Linked DNA regions of Homo sapiens: all the other regions are linked to region 3. The links are chromatin loops, found by intact Hi-C in ENCODE. Cell type or tissue: mammary epithelial cell. All regions are shown on one strand. Each heading gives the region's core, and the rest is flanking DNA. Links, peaks and the distances in the headings are about the cores only.

What was found. Peaks named below come from ENCODE experiments on the same cell type or tissue, not always from the same donor. Only the 100,000 strongest peaks of a DNase experiment are listed, where the experiment ranks them.
Region 1: a loop joins it to region 3, with 4 times the contacts of the local background. A loop is called at or near these places in 2 of 110 quality-filtered maps.
Region 2: it touches region 3 in a loop (3-fold over the local background); 2 of 110 quality-filtered maps call a loop at or near these places.

Annotation. Positions count from the first base shown.
Region 1 is chr11:80,590,349-80,597,982 of GRCh38, forward strand. No RefSeq gene overlaps it. Among named protein-coding and RNA genes, the nearest start is that of LINC02720, 170 kb to the right of the region's middle. In mammary epithelial cell, for the core only: no CTCF peak of the experiment used is centred there; a DNase peak (open chromatin) is centred at 3,813; H3K27ac peaks cover 1,815 bases.
Region 2 is chr11:80,293,785-80,301,418 of GRCh38, forward strand. No RefSeq gene overlaps it. Among named protein-coding and RNA genes, the nearest start is that of LINC02720, 470 kb to the right of the region's middle. In mammary epithelial cell, for the core only: no CTCF peak of the experiment used is centred there; a DNase peak (open chromatin) is centred at 4,217; H3K27ac peaks cover 1,296 bases.
Region 3 is chr11:81,003,254-81,010,887 of GRCh38, forward strand. No RefSeq gene overlaps it. Among named protein-coding and RNA genes, the nearest start is that of LINC02720, 240 kb to the left of the region's middle. In mammary epithelial cell, for the core only: a CTCF peak has its summit at 3,996 (motif pointing left); a DNase peak (open chromatin) is centred at 2,528; H3K27ac peaks cover 1,842 bases.

The DNA of each region.
Region 1 (7,634 bases), core at 1,450-6,449, 410 kb before region 3:
GTAAATTATAAAAGTCTTATTAATAGGAGAAAACCTAGGAAAAACTTTTCTGGACATCAGCCTGGCAAATAATTTATGACAGAGACTCCAAAAAACAAATGCAACAGAAACAACAATAGACAAATGGAACTTGATTAAACTAAAAGTCCTCTTCACAGCAATAGAAATAATCAAAAAGTAAATAGAAAACCGACAGAATGAGAGAAAACAAATTATGTCTCTGACAAAGGGCTAATATCCACAATCTACAGGAAACCCAAAGAACTCAACGAGAAACAATCCCATTAAAAACTGGTCTAAGGACAAGAAAAGATATTTCTCGAAAAAAGAAATACAGGTGGCCAGGAAACACAGGAAAAAATTCTCAACATCAGTAATTACCAGAGAAATGGAAACTAAAAGCACACTGAGATATTTTACACCAGTCATAATGGCTATTACTAAAAGCCAAAAATAACAGATGTTGGTGTGGATGTGGAGAAACGGGGATTCTTGTATACTGTTGGTGGAGATGTAGATTGGTTCAACTTCTATGGAAAACAATATGGAGATATTTTAAGGAACTAAAAATAGAGCTACCATTAGTAATCCCACTGCTGTGTATCTACCCAAAGGAAAAATAAATCATTTTTCAAAAAAACACACCTGCACTCATATGCTTATGGCAGCATTATTCACCACGGCAATCATGGAACTAATCCTAGTGTCCATCAACAGTTGATTGGACAAAGAAAATGTGTTATACAGACACCATGGAATACTATGCAGCCATAAAAAATAATGAATTCCTGTCCTTTGCAGCAACATGGATGGAGCTGGAGGCCATTATCCAAAGTACACTAACTCAGAAGTACAAAATCAAGTGTTGCATGTTCTCACTAAATGAGGACTAAGCTATGGGTGCACAAAAGTATACGGAGTAGTATAACGGATATTGGAGATTCAAAAGTGGGGAGGTAGGAAGGAGATAAAGTTTGAAAGATTATCTATTGTATTCAATGTTCAATATTTGAGTGACAGAGACACTAAAAGCCAAATCCCCACCATTAGGCAATATACCCATGTAACACACATTCACGAATGCCCCTTAAATCTAACATTAAAAAATAAAAATTAAATAAAAAAAGAAGTGTCATTCAATAGTACTGTTAATGTTTTAAAGTATGTGACAAGTAAACAGAAAAGTTCTTCTGGACATGTGAAGTATATTTTATATGAAAATATAAAACCTCATAGTTTCAAAGTATATGGTTAGGAATAAGGGTATATGTATGCATAAATGGATGTATGTAGACTAAGGCTGGAAGGAACAATGCAAAACAAATCATGAGGAAGTAATTGCTGATACACACACAAACACTTCTTTAAAAAAATAAAGCTTCCTTGGCCATCAATAATATATATAGTATTAATATAAATATAAATATATATTATTAATATAAATATAAATATATATATATATTTTTTGAGACAGAGTCTTGCTCTGTCACCCAGGCTGGAGTGCAGTGGTGTAATCTCGGCTCACTGCAACCTCCGCCTCCCGGCTTCAAGCAATTATCCTGCCTCCGCCTCCTGAGTAGCTGGGATTACAGGTGCACGCCACCAAGCCTGGCTAATTTTTGTATTTTTTAGTAGAGACAGAGTTTCACCATGTTGGCCAGGATGGTCTCAATCTCCTGACCTCGTGATCCAGCCTCAGCCTCACAAAGTGCTGGGATTACAGGCGTGAGCCACCATGCCTAACCCATTAATAATATTTTAAAAATAAAAATGTGATTAGGGAAAGTAATAATATGCTCGTAATTATTTATATCTTATAGGCAAGCATTCCTTTACTCCTTGTTTAAAAATTAAAAAATAATAGTCTATTGTATAGTCAAGTTGATAACTATAAAATAAAACTAACAATTAAAAATTATTTTGAATCTATTAGCTTTCAATGGCATTTCTTAGCAATAATTATTCATTTGAACAATATAGCATGTGTTCAACTTCAATGCATAGATGACTACATGGAATTCCCAAGAACCTAAACAAAGGCATTTTTGGGAAGATTGTTTCTTAAACTAAATCTTAAGATTATGCTGTTTATTGAAGGCTCATTCTTGAGTACGAATGAGAAATAATTTTAATGAACAATTTTCATGAATTGGAGAGGCAAGCTCAATCACATTTGTATAAAGTCATTTGTAATACAGCACACACAACAGATAAAGCTAACTCTCAGTAAATGGTGTATTGATTTTACAGCTGTGAATGCACATTGTACTATTTAGAGAAAATGTCTGTTCCAGTATCTGCCTATTCCATGGGAATATGTGTCTACGAACTAAATGCTAAGATAAGAGCTCCTCTAATTTGTTTACATTATGTGGTATTTACCCTGGAGTGTGGTAACTGTTAGAGAAAATAAAATCACATGACATGGAACAACTTTCTTATTAAACGAAAGTGTGTACGTGCATGCACATGCATACACACACATATATACACATAGAAAGATAAGGAAAGGGAGAAAAAGAGATTCAGGTTGAGAGTGGGAACTTAGTACCACCAGGTACTGTGCCAGACACTAGGAATACGAAAGCTAAAAAGTGTAGTCCCTGCATTATAAGATGAGAGAATAACGAGGTGGACTATCAAGTTCAATGTGATAGGAATAGTGCTGTAATGTTGATATGCAAATGGTGCAAAGAGGAAAACACATCTTCAGTTGCTGACCAACTGGAGTCAAGGAAGGAGTCACAGGAGAGGAGGTGCTGAGCCTTGACGAGGTTGTTGAGAGAATGAGAGGAGGAAACACATTCAAAGCCAACTATGCATTAGCACTGAAGTCTGAAAGAAGAAGACTTTAGAGAAACAGGCATCATTTACTGAGCATGGAGCAGGGGTACATAAGAAGCAGGCAATGAGATTGGAGAAGCAAAAAGGGACAGGATCAAAAATAGCCTTGAATCCAGGAAGTTTTGAGTAGAAAACTAGCATATGCATTTTTAATTATAGATGTATTTCTCTGGCAAGATTAAATGGGTCACAGTTTTAAGAGCATCATAAAACGTCTAAAAGACTGTTAAAAATCACTGAATAGGAATGGTAATATATGTATGTTATTATAGATGCTTGAAGGTGAAAAAAATGACATAAAAACAAAGAAATACCAGAATCTCTTTAAGGAAATAGTCATCAGATGATTGAGGGTCCAGGGATCTGGATGTGGGGTATGATAAGCAGTCCCCCCTGAATGTTAAAATAACCACATTTATTATGTGCTCCCTATGTATTAGGCAGTCTGCTAAATATTTTATACTCATTATTTTGTTTAATCTTTCCAACACATCTAACAGTAGGTCTTTTGAATTCTGTTTTAGAGATGGGAACTCTGAGAATTAAAGAGGTTAAATAACTCACCCAAAGTCACACAATTAGTAAATGGAACAGTGTTTTACTTCAAAGCCTGAGCATCTGCATATAAAAAAGGACACAAAGCCCACATCACTGGTCTAAAGATGAGCAGGTCACCTCCCAGCATTAAGCCAAGAGACTATAGAAACACTACTGCTATTATAAAATTAACAAAGCAAATAAAAAAGTAACTACTGCTATCATATCAAAGTAAAACTGCTATCATATCAAAGTAAAAAAAAAGTAACTACTGCTATCATAAAACTAAGCCAAAGAATAAAATTAGACCTAAAGATCGAGAAGAATGACTACTCCAGAGAAACAGGAAGCGCCAAAGAGCTGTAGAGTATGCCTTTATCTTCTCCTGCCTAGGGTTGGCCACTGACTCATCCAGGAAATGAATGGCAGGCTGGCTGAAAGAGTATGAACAATAACAATGCCACCAGTGACAATTGCAACAACAGCCTGTTTATTGGATACAAACTATGTGCAGGGTCTATGCCAAGCTTTTCATACATGAGCTAACTGGTGCTTAAATGAGCTAAGTGACTTGTCACTGTTCTTTCAAGTCCAAAACTCATTATTCTTTTATGCAGAACTGCTTTCCACATCTGACTGACTGAAGAAATATCTGAATGACCCTATAGAGTTGGTGTTTAAATTGCTATATCAATTTACTCTAACAACTTTTCTGCCTCAATCATGTCTTTCTGCCCTATAGCAGTAATTTGGAGGATGAATTTGAGGTGGGGTTTGACTCTGAACAAGTCAGTTTTGTTGAAGAGTTATATAAGAGTACCCATAATCACTTCGATAATAAGTGGGATGTTTTCAAGTTGAAAAATTCTCATGTAGTTTGTGGGTGTGTGAGGTATTCAGAAAAATCCTATTACTAAATTGATGTAAATGCATTTTTCCCAGGTGCCCTAAGGTAGGCAGATGAGCACAGCTACATGAAGCTTATTGAACAAAAATTTAAATTCACAAAATAGATACATTAAGGAGTACTTATTCTCAAGAGAAAAAGCAATGTTCACACTATGCAAGGATTTCTTGAACTAGCAAATTCCTCCCTAGTGTATTTCAATTAGATTTCCATTTACAATAGGAAAAAAAATCAATTTGCAGGCAATTTTGCAGTGCCATATCTATTGCATAAAGCAAAATACAGTAGTATCACTTTTTAGAGTTTTGAACAAACTCCTGTATAGAAAACACTTTGAAAACCACACACAAATAATGCTTCCTGGTGGATGACACACAAAGCATCCTTAAAGTCTCTAGTTGGTTCCCTCAATAATAAACTCACCAGTACTGAGAGTTCAGTGCATGCCAGCAAAATTCCCAAATTAATTCCTCCTGATGAACTCCCTCTTTTCTAATACATTTTTTCTCACTGCTATTATGTGGAAACAAGTTGACACTGGCTTCTTACACATAGGACTTATCTAGACTTCCAGTTGTTTGGCTGATAAGGAGATTACTAAGTAAACTTCTAACTCAGCCAGATGGTATGTGGCCACGTTTGACTTGAAATATTTTCAGCTTTTTGGATTAACGAAGAGCTGAAAATTTTCAGGATAGGAAGAACTTTCCCCTCCCTACTTTTCAGGGTAGTGTTTATTCAGAGAAATAAACTTTCGGACTTTTGATCGGCATCCCTGAAGAAAGCAGCATCTGATCAACTGCATGGAGAACATGAAATTTATTGAAAGTATAAACAGTAACTATGGCTGCAAAAGAAATTGATTTTTGTCCTTGCAAGGATGAGTAAACTGGAAAAGATTTTCACATAAACTAAATCTCTTACATAAATGTTCCTTCCCTAAAAACCTTTAGCACTAAGATAATGACCACCTTGTAAGTGATGGTTAGATGTAAGTCACTCTAAATAGCCTCTTAAACACCAAAGGAATACAGGGACAGAGGTTAACACTTAGAGTAAAATTTTAAAAATCTGCGTTTTTGAGTCTTGAGTTCTCCCAAAAGGGCCACTTGCATGACCTTGGGCCTCTCTTTAACCTCCCAGAGACTCTCTCTTCTTATATGCAAAATAAAAACCAAAACATCTACCTCCTGTGGCATATAATCCATAAGGTATTAGCTATCGTATAATCAATGACAACAGTTCTTGTTATTCAACTCGTTCATAAAAGAGCTATCTAACTATAAGTATCCCAGCAAATATTTCCTTTGCTTTTAGAAAATTTTAGCAATTACAGATTATATTCTAATAGCTACTACAAATCAGCCAGATTACACCATTAATTGGCAGTTCACTGTTCTGCACAAGTATGTCCTGAATTCTCAGGAAAGAAACATAACAATGTTTTGGTTTACTCAAGAGATATAAGAGACTGGTTACCAAAATAGCCCCAATTCTTCACCTGTTCTTGTAGCTATGGCCTTTGCCATGTGTCCTTGTATCTCTTTCTATCAAGAAGTAGAACGTATTTTCCAAATTCTTTTAATTGGGTTGACCTTCTGACCTTCTGAGCTAATAACTAACAGAAAGCAATGGAAGTGATGATTGGCCAAGCTCTAAGCTTAGGCCTCAAGAGACTTTGAACATTTCTGCTCCTTTGTTGCCCAGACACTGTCATTAAGAATATGCCTGGACTAGCCTACAGAAGATACCACATGAGGGAGAGCCCACTTGTATTAGTCAAAGCCCTTCTAGACAAGCTATACCAGTTAAGCCCCAAACATCTGAGAAAATCTAGATAGATCGTCATATCTGCCTATCCAACTCACGTCTGACTAAAGATGCACAAGTGAGCTTAGCTGATTACAGAAAGAATTGATTCATTTTACATGAACCATATGGGTCACAAGTCTCAAGGAGATCATAGCGTGGAAAGACAAAAGGCAAACAAATGAATTGCTGAGGTCAGAATAATGATTCATACAATTGAGGCAAAATACAAACTGTAATAGGCCACAGAAGAGAAAGAGGTCAAGGCATCCAGGGGGTTCAGAGATTTTTTCATGTGGTGCTATTAGAACCAAGTCTGGAAAGGAAGAAAAATGCTGGGAAATGTGGCCCATTTCCAAATTTAAGGACATTTTCTGACACTAAAAGCATTTTTTTGTGTGTGCGTGAGATGGAATCGCTGTGTCACCCAGGCTGGAGTGCAGTGGTGCAATCTCGGCTCACTGCAACCTCCGCCTCCTGGGTTCAAGCGATTCTCCTGCCTCAGCCTCCTGAGTAGCTGGGATTACAGGTACGTGCAACCACGCCTGGATAATTTTGTATTTTTAGTAGAGATGGAGTTTCACCATGTTGGTCAGGTTGGTTTCGAACTCCTGACCTCGTGATCCACCCGCCTCGGCTTCCCAAAGTGCTGGGATTACAGGTGTGAGCCACTGCACCTGGCCAACATTTTTACTTTACACTATGTGGAAGATTGGTGGTTAGAAGAGCTGTAAACAAATTTGCATTTTAGAAAGAATACTCTGGTGATGAGATGGGGGCATACTTAGAAAGGGAAGAAGCGGGGGAGCCTGCTGAAACCTATTCTAACAAGCATTCATCTAAAAATGTTGAAGTTCTCACCAAGAGAAACATTCAATGGGAATGAAGAGGAAGAGATGGATTTGAGAAATATCAGAAAATAGTGCAATTGTTGCTTTTAGTTGCAGTGCAGAAGCACCCAACAGAAAAGTGGCATATTGCAGAACTGATAAGTCTCTTACTCCAACTGCTTTTTAGAAACCCACTGTGTGATTTTGATGGAAGGATTTAGCCCCTGAACTTCTAGAGGATGTTGGCTTTTGAAAAGGAGAAAACACAGGAGTTCCTGTGGATCCAGGTGATTGGGTTTAGCTCTGTTTTGTAGCCTGCATTTAGACCCTTTGTAGATAAAATTGGGGCAGATCCTAGAAGCTGCACACACTCACAGGTGGCTTCCTGGGACACTGCCTGAATCTGGGTCTAAAGTTACAGCAACTTTTCAGGACATGTATGCTTTCCTGAAATCAGTGATGGAGTGACCATTTAATACTTTCTCTTTTGTCATTCTACCTTTCTTTTTTCCCCATTAGGCTCTAACTGAACCTTGTTTCAGAGTAGTGGGCTGTGAAAGTGGGCTAAGAAGATTGAAGAGCTCTATAAAGAAGGTATAAAATACGATTCTGACAATTTGATGCTGATCGTTTGTGATGTGTGAAATTAAATCCTTATCCAATGTGCCTAGACAATGCAATTAGTCTTGGGTGTCTATATTAAGAAA
Region 2 (7,634 bases), core at 1,450-6,449, 710 kb before region 3:
ACATTATCGGAAACAGAAAGTTGTCACCGTGATATTTTGCACACTAATTGGTGGCTAAAAGAGATTCATCCATAAGACTTTCTAGGCTTAAAAAGAAGGTTTAGTCTAAAATGTTGATGGTCATACTAAAGAAGAGTATTGCTTGCAATCATGCAGATAAATGTATACTACTGTTGCTCCATTTTATAAGAATCATGTTTATTATCTATTCAATGTTTTTCCCTCTTCCTCTCTTCTAAGCAGTGGTTAAATTGATGGTGCATTATATTATCACTGACATCTTAGAATTAAATAAATGAAGTTTTCCATATTAATGCTGAATACATGTTACATGGATTGGCAGGTTTGTTGAATGGGTAGATGGAAGGGAGGGGATGAGGGAAGAGTGCAAAGCTGCTCTTTTATCTCTCAAGTTTTGATCAAGATTGTTTTTAACCAGTCATAGCGCTACTGAAATAATTCATTATTGTCAGTGACTTCAGCTAAATTCACAGATTTGATGAAGGGCCTACACTGCCATAAAAAGTATTGGAATACAAACAATGTGTGACACGTGACACTTGCCCATAGGGGCTAGCACACTGCTTACTGCTTGATTAATGGGTGGAAATGCAAGATTATTACATGGAAATCATCTATAGGAGAGAAGAGATTCACTGTTGGCTATTGAGGTAAAGTCTCTCGGAGGAAGCTCTATCCAGAGACTGAATTGAATTTGGACATAAAAGGAGCAGTGAAAAGATAAGGAAAATGTAGAGTAGGTACTATTAGTATGTCCAGGGCAGGAGACAACCATCATTATGGTTTAAACGATCTGAACAGACAATAATAGTAATAAACTTCACTGTAATCTGGGTCTATGTTTTGTTATTCCTGGCCTTGGTTCATAATAACAGCTGTTAACACTTCTTATATGACAATAAGCCATTTAAGTGGCAAAACAGCCCTATGAATATTTAATATACCCATTTTATTGGTAAAGACACTGAGACATATTAACTCAGCCTGGGAAACAGTCAACAGATAGTAGAGTTGTTTTGTATATAGCCTGCAACCCAATTCTGCATTTTTTTCCAGGTTTTCTAGACCAGTTCTCAAAGTCTATGGTCTCAGGATACTTTTACAAAACTTTTAAAAATTATTGAGGCCTCCAGAAAGCTGTGGTTTTTGTAGGTTATATCTTTCGATATTTGCTATGTTAGAAATTAAAGCTTAGAATTGTAAAATAATGTGTTTATTAACGTATTATAAAAATGTCAAAATAAATTACACAATTTTATGAGCAATAACTATGTTTTTCAAATGAAAACAAAATACTAAATAAAGTTGCCTTTAACATTTTCATTTTTTTATTGTTAGACTTAATAGAAGACAACCGAATTCTCAAATCTGCTTCTGCATTCTATCTGTTTCGATATGTTGTTTTCATTGAAGTATACAAAGACAATACAGCCTCACAAATATATGTAGTCGGAAAATTGAGGAATATTTTAATAGTTTTTACAGATAATTGGTACTGCACCAAATCTTGACAAGTAGAGTTTCTTAGATAATATTTGCATTGTGGAATCTGAAAACATGTCAATGAATTTTTTTGTGTTACATTAAAATCCACTGGTCTATTTTACGCTTTGATAGATCTTTTACTCATGCATGGTTTTATGTTATGCATTAGACATTTAGAAAAAAATTGATTCATTGAGTTATCCAGATCTTGCAAATGTTCACCATTTTTTTAAATAGAACATCACAAAATTACATTTGCTAGTAGCACCACTGATCTCAACAGAAAAGTCTTTTAGTATTGGGAAGCTGTCAAACTTAGAGTAGTGAATACAAGTTTCCCAAAATTCTAATTTTTACTTGGTAGCTTGAATTTTATCACTGGCAGCAAATATTGTCATTGTTTCCCTTGAAATAACAGGCTCACTTCCTTTATTTTCAAGAGAACCTCTACTATACAACCAAGTCCAAATAACCATAATTTTGTTTGTCAATTATTCTTTCAAGTAAAAATGACTCCCCTTGAAAAAGTGGCTAGTTCAGCTCATAACTCAATCACACAAGTGCTTTTGTTACTGAGTCAACCATCATATTTCAATATGCAGCAGAATTGCTTCATGTGAATATCCATTTCATCATACAGAATAATAAAAATGTGTCTTCTATTTAAAGATTTAATAAAATTGATAATTTCTACAACTTTATCAATGATATTCTTAAATAAAATTGGGTTTTAAAAAAGTGGTGCTGAAAAATGCAATGACACTCATAGAAATTAGTGCCTTTGCCCTAATTCAAGTGCCTTTGCCCTAATGCAAAAGTTCAACAATTTTACCAACCATTGATTTTGCACCATCAGTACAAACGTCAACACAGCTTAAAAGGGAAATATTTTCTCAGTACTATTATGGAAATAGTCTTGATATTATGGACCTCCTGAGAAGGTCACAGGGACACCCACATGTCTGCAGACCACACTTTGAGATGTTGTGCCTTACTGTAAATGCATCCTGTATAGCTCTGTTTATAAATGTTTCTGTTTTAAAAACCTTAAAGGGAAAAAAACCAACAAATTATTTTTAAAGGATCATTAAATGGCAGAAGTGTGAACCAAAAGACAACTAATGTGTTATATAAGTACTTTTTAAAACATTAATTAAAAGTAAATTTTATGAGAAAAAAGACTTCAAAGATTTGAAGTGAGCCATTAGTTAGAATATCCTACAAAATAGCACATTTATAATTTAAGAGGTTTTCCTTTTTACCTATGGAGCAAACTATACTTTGAATCCATCAATATGGATTTCATATCTGGTATATAATTTTACATAGTTCAGAAAACACTGGGAGAAGATGTGAAACATCTGAACTATGTTCAGAAAACATTGGGAAAACATTGGGATATGTTTCTGTAATATATAAATAATAAATGATATTAAGAATGCTAATAGCTATTGTTTATTGTTTTTAATATATTATATACTTTAATCCTGCAGCATGCTTGTGACTCAAGAACAGAAGTGAAAGGAAGTGTCGGTCTTCTGCACTCTGCCACAGCAAGAAAAATATGAGCCCAAATCCACCAGGTCCCCCTGACTCAAAGCCTAACCCGAAACACAGAGAAATCACGTACACTCATGCCTTCTTCAAACTTCGCTTTTCAGATCTGGAAGCTAAAAGACGCAGCAACAATGACTACATGAAAACTGCTTAAGACCTTTCTTAAAACAGGCAGTGAACTGGTTCTTTGTAATAAGAGGATGAAGCAGAATATTCCATATTTAATTAGCAATCTTAAGAAAGTGAATTAACACCTTCCTTCTGAGGTGTTGCCAGTCAAACACAGTTGGATTCCCATTTTTTGGAGGCTTGGAGGCCTGTTTGGGAGAGGTCATTGACAGTAAATTGCTAGGACACATGATACAAGGCATCACACAAGGAAACATTGTGGAAGCTAACATTTTTCCACAAAACACAAGAGAGAAAACAGAAGCAGATTGAACAGCAATGGTACTTAGTGTTACCCCCAGCTTATAAATTCCTTTTGGGCAGGAGTGCTATATAATTCATTTTTGAATTTCCCTAATGGCACATGCTCGGGCACATTGAAGGCATTCGATATATGTTTGTTATTTTTTAACAAAATTGAATGGGAATTGAAATTTAGTGTGATAAGAAAAGATAACCCATGTATTTGAGTGTTTATATTTTGTAAACCTTGCTCTAATCGTGCATCAAGCTGTTAGTAATTAGTAAATGCTCAAAGAACTATTTGTTGTGAAATTAGTAAAATTATTCTCTGAAACAGCATCTGATACCATAAATACCTCTTAAGACTTTTCATCAGTGTGCTAAGCTATGCTTTTATGCTTGTAGATAGTAAAAAAAAAAAAATCTTCTTCTGAAGGCTTTCTGAATTCTTTCTTCACATCACAATGTAATGTATTTTCAAGGTTACATTAGTTACTATATTTATACATGAATTTGTGTGTAGATGTATATGTGTATATACACTCATATATTATACATCACATATTTACATATAACTGTCATATATATGAACTTTTTAAATACAAAAACATAATCTATACTCCATGTAACACTTCCCCACTAACACACATACCAATATAAAGAGTCATTTTACTCATTACTAAACAAACAAAAAATAGTTCTTGAAACCAAAACCCATAATGTATACTTTGTGTTTCCTTGGTTATCCTCATCTAGAAAAAGTCTCTCTGAGTGACTCACACGGCCACAAGGAATCATTGCCATTAAATTGGCAGCAGTTTTCTGAAATGTGGCATGGTGATGACAAGGGAATGAATATTTTATCTAATTCCTGCCTAACAAATGTAAACTTTCAAATTAATTGAAGATAGAAAAGAAAACACTCTGGGCACTATTTTATAAACTTAATACCTCCTTTAATTACCTCGGCAATTCCCTGAGTAGTGACGTGGGGACCTTAGCTGCTCCCATCCTATCACTAAGCCATCTTTATTGTGCCTTCCAAGGTTAACACAAAAAGGATAAAGGTCTGAAGAATTTCATGGAGTTTTTCTAAGACTTCCTGGAATTTTTTCTGAATCTCTCCCACTCATATCCCATCAGCCAGATGTCACATAGCCATATGCAAGGGAAGCTGGGAAATAGAGTCTTCCTCTGTGTGTCCCAGGAATGAGGACACATGGTAAGCCAGATTTTATCAGAGTTAAAGGCAGCACTGTCCCTGCCATAGTTACTATTATCATTACCCCTTAGAGTTACACCACATCAACATTATCTTTTACGTTTTAGCCAAACGATTAACTCTACAGTGAAACCTTCCAATAATGTGCCCCACAGAATAAAAACCCAGGCACGAGTCAGTCATTCACAGCAACTGGCTAACTCTGGTCACCTCAAAAACTTCACAATAGGGCAACCCTATATTTTATGTGATTAATTGTTTTGGACCCAAGCTATAATGCTATGGCTAGTTTCTACTATATTTATAATACCTTTTTGAATGTGTTAATAGTTCCCAAGAAGTACAGTCAAATCTGTCCTCTAGTGTGAGTCACTAAAAGTGATTATTGATGAACCATAGGTTGCTGGAGAAGCTGAATTATAGTGTATCAATTTGTGATGATATATAAAGAATGAGAATGAGATGAAGTAAAAATATAGAAATAACATTCTGATTCCACCCCTTATTAACTTTATGTCTCAGTGTCTCAGTTTCCTTATCTATAATTTATATCTGTATGAAATAAAAAAATAGAGCAAATAATGCTGACATTTTGTCTAGTATTAAGGAATAAATATAGTCATATTTAATTATTAAAATAACTCTAAAATAAACACAATTTCTATTCCTATTTTATGTAAAAAGAAGCTAAAGTTATATAACTTGTCCAAGGTCACACAGCTAGGAAGTGTTAGAAATAGGATTCAAACTCAGATCTATATGATTCCAAAGTCCAGAATCCATCATGCTCCTTCTTAAAGAACTCTGCCATTTTCGAAATCAGCAGCAATGTTGATATGGTTTGGTTCTGTGTCTTCATCCAAATCTCATGTAGAATTGTAATTCCCAGTGTTGAAAGAGGGCCCTGGTTGTGGATGATTGAATCACAGGGGCAGACTTCCCTCTTGCTGTTCTTGTGATACAGTGCTCACAAGATCTGATTACTGGAAAGCGCGTGACACTACACCCTTAGCTCTCTCTCTCTGCCGTGTGAAGAAGGAGCTTGCCTCCACTTTGCCCTTCAGCCATAATTGTAAGTTTCCTGAGGCTTCCTCAACCATGCTTTCTGTACAGCCTCTAAGACTGTGAGTCAAGTAAACCTCTTTTCTTCATAAATTAACCAGTCTCAGGTAGTTCTTTATAGCAATGTGAGAACGGACTAATACAGATGTTGTTGTTATGGTTATAATTATACCATCAATCTTAGCTTTTCTATTTTGTCCTAGGAAAACTTTCTTCTTTAATCATTTAAACAAAGTTTTGCTATGAACCACTTGGAAAATAAAAAAGCAGATAGCTCAAAACATTGATAGAGTTTAAAGAATCATCAGAGATATAGAGAGCATTTAATTTGCAATTCAAATGGCACTTCTGGTACTACATATGTAAGATACTAATAAATACTGAGTGCAGGTAGGCCTCTGCCTTGATTCCAGGTAGGCCTCTGCCTTGATTCCACAAGTCTTCAGTTTCAGGTGGTCCAAAATTCAAGGTGAGATCATCTTCCTTAGAATGTTAAGTAGGTTTACACTGTTTCCTTTTCTCTATAAATTTGTTTTTGCAAGCCCCACTTTTTAAATCTTATTTTTTAATATTTTTTACCAACATTTTCTCTCTTATACAATACTCATTTTATTGAGGGGTGTGAGAATGTGTTATGTAAAGCCTCTGTTTAAAAAAATCTGGTTCTGTGACATTCTACATCAACTCATTTTTTATTACATAAATATAGTTTTAAGGGAGAGAGAATAAAGTGAGAGTGAAAGAGACGCAAGAAAGAGAGAAAACGAGAAAGAGAGAGAGAGAGATCAAAGTGCCCTGGTCTTTCCCCTGAATCTTACCAGTTCATCATTTTTGTCTGCCTCACTCTAGGTGACATGTGACAGGGCAGCAGATGGTCCCCAAATCCAAAAATTGACTATTTCTAGGGGTGAAAATTGGTATAATGTATATCACAGTCTGGTAAGATATAAAACAGCTGTACTCTGACATTCCTAATAAAGATTATTATATAAAATACTCAGGGAATCATGCAGATACAATTTTTGACAATAATCTGGGGTACTGGTACATGATATCTAATCCTTAATGAAAGGACACATTTAGAAATTTAGAAATTTCACTAGTCTATAGAACAAAAAGGCAGAGAGAAGCAGTTTAAGAAAATCTTTTACATGCTAAAAATATGGGGCTTTGACAGTTAATGGAGATATACCTTGCTTTACACAATAGCATAGGAAAACGGGAATCTCAATGTATCTGCTTCTCAGGTGATTAACTGAGACTCAGATAAGTTAAGTGCCCTCCGCAGAAAGGAATAGAATTTCCACTCCTGACTCCCCACCCACAGGCCCAGCACTTCTCCCACCCAACTTTCAGAGCAGCCTGATCCAGCTCTGCTGCTGCAGCAAGCTCAAAAAGTCCCCATCTTGAAAAGTTATTTCTCATTTCTCATTTATATTACTAATATTTTCAGCTTCCTTATCCTCACTTCTCATTATTCAAAATATTTTAACAAATACATTTGTAAGTGTGTCTGCACATATCTAAACATATATAAAATTTTGTCCAGCAGAAAATGTGTTTATGTAATAAGCTGCATAGGATGACTAACTGTGTGGGATTTCATTCAGAAAAAAAAAAAAATAGTGGGGAAAGAGGAGTTAATCCTAACTGCATAGGATTTCATTTGGAAAAAAGTGGAAAAATGAGAGAATCTTATGGATTAAAAAAGTTGAAAAAGAATATAGACAACCCATAATCCCTTATTTTATTACAACATATTAAAAACTAAAGAAAGCTGCGTTTATGGAATATAGCCCATGTGTACACACTGTGCACAGCACTTTGCAGACCTCTGTCATTCTGTCTTGGCAACAAGCCTATAAGCAAGTATTTA
Region 3 (7,634 bases), core at 1,128-6,127:
ACTCCATAGTTTGTAATGACCGTGGTACTCTTCCACTGGATGAACACCACACACAGTATTTAACTATTTGTCCATTGACTGGCATTTAAGTTCCTCACTGATTCTAACACTACCACAATGCTGCAATGATTCTCATACCCACATATACTTTTAATCCAAACATTTTACTGTGGTAGATTTCTGAAAATGAGCATTGGTACTTTAATTTTTAACTGAGGCTCCAAATTGCTCTCCAGAATATTTTGACCAATCTATACTTTCACTAACACCATCTGAGAATGCCCATTTCCCAAATCCCTGTCAATATAGATATTATCTATCAACACTGAAAACTTATTGTAAGTTTTGTGAGGAAAAAATGCATGTTTCGTTACTATTGAATTTTGTATTTCCCTGAGGTGTGAAGTAAGTTTAAGCATCTTTTCACGTCATGTAAATTTCAATTTTTTTCCTGAATTGCTCGTTCATATGTTGCCTATTTTTCTGTTTGACTGTTTATCTTTCCTAAAATTTTATTTGTAGAAAAAAAAGTGTCATAAAGCCCTATGTCTGTTCTGTATGCTACATTTTCCTTTCAGCATGTCATTGTTTTTTAACTTTATGCATAGAGCTGAGCCACATAAGAAGTGTTTTACATTTAAATTTGCTTGTTAATAGATACGCAGTTAAATTTGTTACTATTTTACTTATGACAACTATGTTTTGTCACGCTAAAACTGGTTTCACTACTTCAAAGTTAAAAAACTGCCTTCCATACTTTCACATCACTGTATTTTTCATGTAATATTATTGAAAATTATTTTTGTGTAATTGGGACTCCTTCGATAATTTATGTCTTGCTAGAAAAGAATCCATTTTATGTATTTCTAATTTATTTCTATATTTATGCAAACAAAATCTCATTATTTTGTTTAATCTCACTTGTATCTATAATTATACCTTATACTTTTCATTCCTATTTTTTTAACGTTAAAAATTTTCTGTGTCAGTCCTGCTAGGTTATTTTTTTTATTTTCATGTTTTTACAGAAATACATTTTATCTTTTTCATTCTTAACTTTAATTTTAGTTTTACAAAATATTAATTTTTAACTTTATTAAGCTTTTTTCTATCATAATTTTTTGTTTTGTTTTCTAGTTTCTAAAGTTGAATTAGTTGACTTATTTGTAATAATTTTTAAGGTACATAAAATTATATATTTTACTCTGAGTACAGTTACAGCGGCATCTCTTAATTTTAAAAAACATACTTGCATTTCTTTAATTTCTAAATAGTTTATATTTTTAATTTTGATTTGCTTTTTGAATATCTATTTGCAGCAGCAGAGAAGATTTGAATCTAGTTAGGAAATTAAATATATCTGGGCATATCTACTAAACTTGTACGAGCTGTGTAAGTAAATTCTCTCTTTTCCTCTACATATGGAGAATATTAGTAGAGTTGGGCTGGGAGAAAGCACCAGTTCTAGAATGGAAAGTGAAAGAAAAGAATGGCAGCATTTTCCTCAGACATTGGCCTAAAAGCCACTGAAAGGAATAGCACACTTGCCATCAGCTTTTTTGAACAAGGGCCTGAAGAAGCTGAAGGAGCTGTTTTACAAAGAAACCTCCTGACACGGTAGCATATGCCATCCAACTTTTGAAACCCAGATGAAAAGTAGGACAGTGAAGGAAAAGGAGGGCCACACTTTTTCTTTTTCTGCTGAACACAGTGTAGCTCCAATATATTAAAGCTTCTAGGAAAGGCTTTGGTCCCTCTCATCTATTCTATATGTAAATATTTTTAAGAACCTGTTTCATGCTAAGCACTGTGCTTGTCCTTGAAGAAGCAGTGAGGAACAGTGTTGGCTTCATCATAGGCTGAATCCTCAGCATGGACACGTGCCCTATCAAATTGAACACTGGTAGCCAAGGGCAGTGGGAGGTTAGCATGGGGATGTGGGAATCACTCCCCTGCCAAGTGGCCTCGGAAGTGGAAGACCACCAAAAAGGGAGACTGAGGAGAACATCAGAAAGTTGATGTAAGCATATCTAAAACTTCTGGCTAGAACCACACGAACACTTGGGTAAAATATGAGTGGGATTTGCAAAGGTTCCACATTCACAGATTAGAAAAAGACCTAGAATTATGTAGATTATTACAATTTATACATCCCTTGTAATTGTTTTCCAAGACTGGTGATGCCATTGCATAAGTATTTGCTCAGTACTGACAATTGACCAAAAATTGGTAGAGGGAAATGAGGTAAAGGGACTTTACCTTTGTTACTGTTATATACTGATTCATCCTCTGTATCTTCTTCGTTCTAAGAAAAAGATTTCAACATCATCTACATAACATACGTGCCAGATTTCTATGTTCCTAGGACTGTGTACATAGCATATTATTTAGTCAGTAAAATATTAATAACTCTGAGCAGTAATTATCATCATCATGGCTACTGAGGAGGAGACAAGCTGAAGGAGATTGACTCACTTACTAAAGTCACATAACTAACATAGGATAGAGTCCTTTCCAGGGAACAGTATATTTTCAGCCAATGTCTTTTGAACCAACGATGGTGTAAGTCATAGCTTTATTACTCATTCAGTTGCAAGAATTTAAACTGGGGTCTGGTGAGTCATAACCACTGAGCAATCACAAAGAGCTTGTAATCATTACCCATTTCAGAGTAACCTACAATAAAACCTACTTAAAAATGATCACTTTTCACCACAGATAGATCTGTAGAGGTGTAAAACAATATTATCAGATGTAATTATCTGAAGTGAAGTACTGCAGTGGGCACAAATATGGAAGAAGTGAGTATTAATTTTATTAAAATTGTTCATTAGAGTTAATCATTTGTTTATTCAAATGTATGCCCTAAGCACCTCCACATTACCAAATACTATGCTAGACAGTATGAGAGAAAAGACATAAACTCTTTACTAGAAGGAATTTACAGTTTAGCCAGGTAGATTAGATTCGTACTCCCGTTGGAAAGCACCGTCTATCATCTGAAACATACAAATAGCACATGGTAGAAAGAACACTGGGACTGGATTTCTTCCCCCATCGCTGATCAGAGGTGGAGCTTCTTCCCATCATACTTCCTCACTGGAGCACAGTTTTATTACCACTAAGATAAAAAATATGGTCTAGGGGACTGCTAAGATCTACAACATTTTTAAGTACAAGAATTTTATAAATGATTTAGGAGAGACTTTCCTGCAGTATCAGGAAAAACACTAAAGGAGAAAAATTGTATTTGAATTGGATCATGAAAGATTTAATTTGAGAATCTTCATAACAAACGGGAAGAAGTCAGATTTTAGGAAAAATATGTTTATTATAAAAGTAATATTATATTAAGTAATATTGTTGATTTAGCCACAAAACAGTTCATGGTCTTCAGTATGTGTGGAGAGTGTTTTAGGAAGTGGTAGCAAGATGTTGGAAAATTTCAACAAAAATGTTCTAGAGATTATAATTTAAATTCTTTGCATCATCTACACCTTTCCAGTTTAAAACAAATTTTGCCTTTAGTGTCATTTGAAAATTGTCTGCATACCAACATGCATTCTTTTTAATTTAATAGCAAACTGAGTTATGCAATTTGTTCACATTTCAATACCTTTCCTTACATGCTATAAAATTGATAGATCTTGTTTAGGAGTTCCTGTTTATGTTGAAATCACACCAGTATCAATCTTTATCTTGCATATATTTTTGCAAATATTTCTTGATTGTGTACCTTAACACTGAAATATTCTCGTGAACATTTTAAAAAATCAATCATCTTGATGTCAAGCAAACATTTGGTTGACTGAATTGTTGAGCATTCATCCAGATGTTAAAAATAACCAAGACTGTGTGTGTGTGTGTGTGTGTGTGTGTGTGTGTGAGATACAGTGTCTTCATATATTTAGATTTATTCTTTGGATACACAGATCTTGAAATTCCCCTAGTTTTATCTGTGGAACAAATTAGAATCACTACTAATAGTGCCACCTTGTGTCTAAAATTTAAAATCATGGGTACGTTTATATATTACAGAAGTTTCAAGTTAAAAATAATTATATAAATTAATCTACATCAAATTTCTCTTTCAAAATTCAGCAGTTGGAGGTCTAGCCAGGCAAGTGACGTGTTTAAAGCCACTCAGTCAGTGAGTGGTGCAGCTGAGACTAAAACCCAAGAATCATAATACTTGGTTTGGTACTTTTTAAAAATATATCACATTTTTTAGAGAAGTCACTTTTTATGACAAAAGCAAAGTAATCAATTTTAGGTTTAATAAAGCCAGGTGTAGATTTAATATTCATTTAATTTTAATTTATTGCCACAGTAAGATTCAGTTTTGATATGTAACTACTGTAAAATCCTAATAGTTAATGAATGTGTATTGCAATAATGTAGGCACCTATTATTAATGGGTATCAGGGACAATTAACGTGAAGAATATTATCTTTTCAGTTGTTTTTTAAACATATTAATTTAAAAGAAGTCATTCAAGATTTCTTCTCCCACATTATCTGATTTTATACTGCATTTAATGCATTAATCCACACCAGTCTTCAGAAGTAATTTTTAAGAGAGGATTGAGAGTACATGGCACAATGGTGGTGCAACAATGAACAGTCCAAAGCAGTTTTGATAGACTTATTAGTCTATAATAGACTTTTTGATAGACTTTTCATCCGAATATTAGCAAACTGCTATATTGTGTACTTTTATAGAATCTTTATATTTTCAGACCTCCTTCAACTGACTTTATATCAGATTTTCAATCAACAAATATCTATTAAGGATAACACTGAGCTGTTCATAATAAAATGTAAAAAACAAAAAAAAAAAAGGTGGAGTACATTGTCTTTGTCTTCACCCTGAGAGTACATAAGCATTTTTTAGTAAACTTTCAAAATTAAGGATATAGCTGGGCACAGTAGCATGCACCTATAGTCCCAGCTACTCAGGAGGTAGAGGCAGAAGGATTACTTGAGCCTGGGAGTTTTCATCTAGCCTAGGCAATATAGTGAGATCCCCAACTGTAAAAAAAAAATTAAGAATGATTTACTAACACACCATCAAACATTCACATTACTTCTATTTTTTAATGGTGGAGAAATGGAAAGCATTTTAAATGATGGGAAACAGAAGGAAAACGAAGAAATCAATATTTATTGGCCACTTGTGATACGCTGGGAACGTCACAATTGCTTTAATCCGCTAATTTGAGAAAGGGCTTCAGAAATTTTTACCCACAGCCCCCACTTTAATCCTCCATAGTTATATTACGTCCAGATTCTAACTTGCTGTTCTGCTTGGTTTACTCTTCCAGAAGTATGAAGCTTAATATTATGGCTGAAAATTGGCCTTCAAACAATAGAAACAAAAAACTTACTTTATGGCATGCATTTCTAGATTTTGGAATTAATAAACTTACTATACTTGAAGTTAGTTTACTTGTTTAGTAAATGTCTAGTATACCTTTACAAGATGGACTATGTTTTTTGGTCAATATTTCTAAACAGGAGCAAGTTTAGCTAATAGGACTTTTCCAGGGTGAAAATATGAAGATTTTCAAATGCATCCAGTTGTCTGATAGAACTCATTCCACCGCAGCAAAAGCAATACAGCAGAAACTAGGAGTCATTTTCCTTAGGTGCTTCCATTATAGAAATATAGTCATGGAATCTGAATAAAAAATGTGGTCATAGAGTACACAAAATAACAATAACAATAATAATAATGACGTGGCCCATTTTACTTCAATGGTTTTACACAAATTTGGTTATGTCAGCTTGATTGCCGTAATAGTAATTCTAATATTAAGAGAAGGGTCCCTTGTACTATGCTTTAGAAAACTATAGAAAGAGGCTGGGCGCGGTGGCCCACGCCTGTAATCAGAGCACTCTGGGAGGCCGAGGCGGGCGGATTACGAGGCCAGGAGATTGAGACCATACTGGCTAACACGGTGAAACCCCGTCTCTACTAAAAATACAGAAAAAATTAGCCAGGCGTGGTGGCAGGTGCCTGTAGTTCCAGCTACTCCGAAGGCTGAGGCAGGAGAATCGCTTAAGTCCGGGAGGCAGTGGTTGCAGTGAGCAGTGATCGAGCCACTGCACTCCAGCCTGGGCGACAGACGGAGACTCCGTTTCAAAAAAAAAAAAAAGTATGGAAAGAAAAACCAAGGCATGGTAAAACATGTGGAAAAGAAGAAGACGAGGAAGAGGGGAAATTCTCAAAGCCATAGCTAGGTTTCTAAGATGCCAGGCAACCCAATGATTGAATTCAAAGGAAAAAATAAATAAATAACAACAATTTGACCTCATAAAAAATTAGATGACTTGATATATCATTCAGAATTCATACATTTAAAAAATTTCAATAGTTGTTTTGCTTCTGTAAGTTGCCTATTTAGGGAGGAGATCAGAATACTAATCTCCAATGTGAAAAAAAAATGTACACCTAAATATCAGTGAAGTACATGGTTTAACCTACTAGCTACTTTCTAGCACTGGTCTCTATTTATTAGGTAAGAATTTTCTGAGTTTTGAAAGAATAGGCTTTCTGAAGGTTGCAAAATTTCCCATAGTGACTGTTAAGACTTCACTACAGAACACTGTATTTTTTTAAGAAACTACCACTCACAGTATTTCAGATAAAATATAAATATGATCTACAAATGTGACATCTTCTGGGGTAAAGAATAAAATAAAGGCTGTGTCAGGAACAAAAGAGATTAATTTAATAGTATTTCAGGACTGTTAACTAACTCCTGGCATTTATGAAATATTAAGAGAAGGATTTATCTACTGACCTGAAAGGAAAATGAGAAAGCTATGTACTGAGACATACTAAAATATTTGTCTCAGCTTAGAGACTTTATAAATTAACATGCTTAAGAATCAGGCTTCAAATCATTTTTAAACATTTGAAAAGCTTGGTGTCCAGAAATATAAAGTGGATAAGGAGAAAAGAAGTGGCTGGATTACTCAACATAACATCTACAGTGGGTTAGGGTAGCAAAGAATAACTGCACAGGCATTTCTCCAAACCTGTTTGGTGCTATCAGTTCAGAGAAAACCATGCACATCCACATCCACATGCACATGCCCAAATGCACATACACCCACTGCTATAATTGGCTAGCCAAATCACAATGTCATTAGGAAATTCAAACATATATAGGTACTACTTTTTAAAGAAACTGGAGTATTTTAGCATCATCAGTGAATATTTGCTTCAGGGAAATCTTTAGAAAGCTATCTGAGGGATCATCCCATTTAAAAAAAATGGGTAAAATTTCTGGAAAGACCAAGTATTAAAAGTGGGTTTTTAGGTGTTAATTCAAATAAGGTTATGAAATATAATTATTTCAGCTTTTCTTTATTTTGCTATTTTTTACAATAAATATTATTTTCATAATAAGAAATACGGTTTATTCTAAACGAACTAAACCAAGAAAAGAAGATAATAAATACAAAATTCTGGGACAAAGTTTTTTAAAGAATGATGGAACATTTTCTGTGAGTCAGAAATCAGAGCTGTGGACCTTAGATTGCTCACAGTGTTGGTCAATTGGAAAGCAGATGAAACATTAACTTACATCCATGTAATTAATTCCCTAGAAAGTGCATCTATTTCGG